2 separate regions of the Homo sapiens genome follow, and region 2 is linked to region 1. A link is an interaction called in ENCODE POLR2A ChIA-PET data of the cell type or tissue named here. Cell type or tissue: Panc1. All regions are shown on one strand.

Region 1 (2,500 bases):
CAGCCTCAGGTACTCCTTTATAGCAATCCAAATGGACCAAGATAGACTCATTGCTAGTTCTATGCTTTATAACTCGAGTCCTTATTTATACAAAGAAAAGCTTTGCAATTCTGGCTCAGAAAAGATTTAATTAAAATCTTAGCTAAGGATCCTCATTCTCTTTACTTTCAATATGGAGAAAAGAAAGAGAAGTATTTATTTTTCCAGTAGCTTTCAGTTGATAATTTTAGGATTTAATAGCTAAATTATAATAGCACAAGTAAAATTTTATGTTGGTAATTTAATTTCTGGGATACCCTTAGCTAATAAATACACTTGGTGATTAGAAAAATGGAACATCAGGCTGGGCGCAGTGGCTCATGCCTGTAATCCCAGCACTTTGGGAGGCCGAGGCGGGCGTATCACCTGAGGTCGGGAGTTCAAGACCAGCCTGGCCAACATGGTGAAACCCCATCTCTACTAAAAATACAAAAATTAGCTGAGCCTGGTGGCACGCACCTGTAATCCCAGCTATTTGGGAAGCTGAGGCAGAATTGCTCAGCTTCTGAGCAATTTGAGAGAGAATTGCTTGAATCTGGGAGGCAGAGGTTGCAGCGAGCTGAGGTCACGTCACTGCACTCCAGCCTGGGTGACAGAGGAAAACTCCATCTCAAAAAAAAAAAAAAAAAAAGAAAAGAAAAAAAAAAAGAAAAATGTAACATCAGGTAGAATTATCCAAGTGTTTTTGTTTTTATTTTTATTTTTATTTTTTTTTAAGGCCAAACACAAATCCATCACAATTCTGGCACTTACTTTAAATGATAGGGTATTGGGCCGTATTTGTCAATCTCTTGTAAAGAAACCAGGGTGTTTTTATATTTACCTGAATATGTCTTTCTACCTCCACCACCTTTTCCATATTCATTCATGTAAATTATAAAAGTAAGGCAGTTACTGAGCCCAATATTCACTGATAACAAAGCAGGAAGCTTATGGGTATGAATCAGAGTGTGGATGACTCATTAAAAGCCAAATGTTTGTACGGAAAGCTCCCCTAAAATGGCACAAAAGCAAATATTTATAAACATGTTAAGAAAGCATTGTGGAACTCTTGGGAGGAGGGGTTAAAATATTGCCACACATTCCTAATTACACTATTACAATAAAACATTGCTTTGCTACCATGAAGTCTGACCCAGGCTCTAAACTCTTTAGCAATGGGGTTGCTCTAATTAGCTATAATAAGACTGATCCTGACTCACAGTGTGTCCGGAATTGGTGGGTTCTTGGTCTCACTGACTTCAAGAATGAAGCCACGGATCCTCGCGGTGAGTGTTACAGTTGGCGCGTCTGGAGTTTGTTCCTTCTGGTGTTCGGATGTGTTCGGAGTTTCTTTCTTCTGGTGGGTTCGTGGTCTCGCTGGCTCAGGAGTGAAGCTGCAGACCTTCGCGGTGAGTGTTACAGCTCTTAAGGCGGTGCGTCTGGAGTTGTTCGTTCCTCCCGGTGGGCTGGTGGCCTCGCTGGCTTCAGGATTGAAGCTGCAGACCTTCCCGGTGAGTGTTACAGCTCATAAAAGCAGTGTGGACTCAAAGAGTGAGCAGTAGCAAGATTTACCACAAAGAGCGAAAGAACAAATCTCCCACAACATGGAAACGGACGCAAGCTGGTTGCCACTACTAGCTCAGGCAGCCTGGTTTTATTCTCTTATCTGGCCCCACCCACTTCCTGCTGATTGGTAGAGCCCAGTGGTCTGTTTTGACAGGGCGCTGATTGGTGCCTTTACAATCCCTGAGCTAGACAGAAAGGTTCTCTAAGTCCACACCAGATTAGCTAGATACAGAGTGTGGACACAAAGGTTCTCCAAGGCCTCACCAGAGTAGCTAGATACAGAGTGTCGATTGGTGCATTCACAAACCCTAAGCTAGACACAGGGTGCTGATTGGTGTTTTTACAAACCTTGAGCTAGATACAGAGTGCTGATTGGTGTATTTACAATCCCTGAGCTAGACATAAAGGTTCTCCACGTCCCCACCAGACTCAGGAGCCCAGATGGCTTCACCTCGTGGATCCCGCACCGGGGCTGCAGATAGATGGAGCTGCCTGCCAGTCCCGCGTTGTTCGCCCGCACTCCTCAGCCCTTGGGTGGTCGATGGGACTGGGCGCCATGGAGCAGGGGGTGGCGCTCGTCAAGGAGGCTCGGGCCGCACAGGAGCCCACGGAGGGGGTCGGAGGCTCAGGCATGGCGGGCTGCAGGTCCCGAGCCCTGCCCCGCGGGAAGGCAGCTAAGGCCCGGTGAGAAATCGAGTGCAGCGCCGGTGGGCCGGCACTGCTGGGGGACCCAGTACACCCTCCGCAGCCGCTGGCCCGGGTGCTAAGCCCCTCATTGCCCGGGGCCGGCAGGGCCGGCCGGGCCGGCCGGCTGCTCCGAGTGCGGGGCCCGCCAAGCCCACGCCCACCCGGAACTCCAGCTGGCCCGCAAGCGCCGCGCGCAGCCCCGGTTCCCGCTCGCGCCTCTCCCTCC
Region 2 (2,500 bases), 690 kb after region 1:
GCCACTGCACTCCAGCCTGGGCGACAGAGTGAGACTCCATTTAAATATATATATATATTTCTATATATGTAGAAATATATATATTTCTATATATGTAGAAATATATATATTTCTATATATGTAGAAATATATATATTTCTATATATACTTATATATAAATATAAATATATCTAGATATATATAGAAATATATATTTCTAATAATTGTATAGTTTTTGAGGACATTCTAAGTGGAATTCTTAAAATTCTATTTTTTCAGTTATTTGCAACTAGTATACAGAAATACAATTAATTTTTGTATATTGACTGTATCCTGTAACCTTGCAAAATTTACATATTAATTATCATAGTTGCTGTGTGAATTTTCTACTGTTGTAAAACAAATAACCACAAAATTAGTAGCTTATAACCGTGTTTTAGCTCATGGTTTCCATGGTTCAGCCTCTGGGCATGGCGTACCTGAGCCCTCTGGTCACAGTCTCACAGGTTGCACTCAAGGTGTCAGCTGAGCAAGAAAACAGAAGCCCCAGCCCTACAACCACAGGGTCTGAATTCTCTCAACACCAGCATAAGTTCAGAAGAGGACCCTGATCTCCAGAGAGAAACGCAGCTCAGCTGACACTTGGAGTGCAACCTGTGAGACCCTGAGCTGAGGGCTCAGGTAAGTCATGCCCAGAGGCTGAACCATGGAAATCATAAGCTAAAACACAGTTATAAGCTACTAATTTTGTGGTTATTTGTTTTGCAATAGTAGAAAATTCACACAGCAGCTATGATAATTAATATGTAAAATTTGCAGGGTTACAGGATACAGTCAAGGATACTGGCCTTGCTTGCTTTTAATAAGTTACTTCTAGTTGATCTTAAAACTCCCACTAGCAAGCCAAGCAGTACATAACTCCCACTAGCGTCCTCATTGATAACATCTCTGACTGTGGGTCACTATAGCAACAGGTGCTTAAAGTTGTTTTTCAGCAACTAGGGGGCAGCTCTTTCCGACTCAAGCTGGTTGAGACCACCCACCCTTCCACTCTGGGTCTGTACGGGTGACCGAAGAGTGACCTTTTGACGTCAGAGAGACAAAACTCCACCCTTAGATCATCTGACACCACCATTTTATGAACATGCATCATGTGAAGAGCCGTGTAGCTCAATTACATTTGTGCAGAAACCCCAATTATCTCACATTTCCTACCCACCAATCACCTTTCCCATATCTTGGATCACCTTGCTCCTCCATCCCATAAATATTCCTAAAACCCCATCTTCGGGCAGGCTGACTTGTGACTTGTTCTCCTGCTTCCTCACTTGGCTGCTTCATGAATAAACTCTTGCTTTTGTGCAAAACCTATCATCACAACAATTGGCTTGCTGTGCACAGACAGAATGAGCTTGGCTCAATAATACTTCCATGGAACCTTATAGGCCTCTCACAACATGTTGGTTTATTTCAAGGCCAGCAGGAGAATCTCTCCCTCCAGTCTGCTGAGACAGTCTTACCTAAGGTAACATAATCATGGAAACAATTCATCACCTTAGTCATATGCTATTGACTAGAAGCAAGTCACAGGTTCTGCACACTCAAGAAGAGGTATAACTCTTCTTATATATATAAAGGTATATAAAGGTATAACTCATTGGGGTCCCTTAGTGCAGCTGTCCCCAATGTTTTTGGCACCAGGGACCAGTTTCATGGAAGACAATTTTTTCACAGTTGGAGGTGGGGAATAATTTCAGGATGAAACTGTTCTACCTCCGATCATCAGGCATTAGATTTTTATAAGAAGCACGCAACCTAGACCCCTCACATGCACAATTCACAATAGGGTTCATGCTCCTATGAGAATCTAATGCTGCTGATGATCTGACAGGAGGTTCAAGTGGTAATGTTTGCCCACCGGCCATTCACCTCCTGCTGTGTGGCCTGGTTCCTAACAGGCCATGGACTGGTACCCGTTCCTGGTCTGGGGCTTGGAGACCCCTGCCTTAGGGTGTGTCTGCCACAGTTTCCTTAGGATTTTCTACATGAATAATCATATTGTCTGTGAATAGAGTTTTACTTCTGAATTTTCAACATTTATGCCGTTTATTTCTCTGATTGCACTGGCTAACACCTCTAGTCAATGTTAACTAGAAGCAAGAGTGAGTATCTTTGCCTTGTTCTTGCTCCTTAGGGCAAAAGGTGTAATATGTCATCATTAAGGCATGATGGTATTAATACATGTAGGTTTGTCATAGATGCCCTTTATCAAATTGAGAAAATTCCTTATATTCCTAGTTTGTTTAAAATCATGAGTTGGTTTTGAAATTAATGATGCTTTTTCCGTATTGATTAAGACAATATATTTTTTCTCCTTAATTCTAATTATTAATCCTGGTAATTGTATCACATGATTTTTGAATATTAAACCAACTTCTTATTCTTGAGATAGATACTCTTGGTCATGAAATATTATTCTTTTTACATATTACTGGATTTGATTTCCTACAATTTTGTAAGA

Evidence for each region. Peaks named below come from ENCODE experiments on the same cell type or tissue, not always from the same donor. Only the 100,000 strongest peaks of a DNase experiment are listed, where the experiment ranks them.
Region 2: POLR2A ChIA-PET joins it to region 1 with 6 read pairs; 1 of 35 experiments calls an interaction of 5 or more read pairs at or near these places.

Annotation. Positions count from the first base shown.
Region 1 is chr2:190,758,851-190,761,350 of GRCh38, forward strand. LOC124907946 (a long non-coding RNA gene) reads right to left here and starts at 1,651. Exons shown (of 2, transcript XR_007087780.1): 1 at 1,242-1,651. RefSeq lists an enhancer at 959-2,158. In Panc1, no CTCF peak of the experiment used is centred here; a DNase peak (open chromatin) is centred at 1,061.
Region 2 is chr2:191,452,993-191,455,492 of GRCh38, forward strand. No RefSeq gene overlaps it. Among named protein-coding and RNA genes, the nearest start is that of MYO1B-AS1, 210 kb to the left of the region's middle. In Panc1, no CTCF peak of the experiment used is centred here; a DNase peak (open chromatin) is centred at 1,515.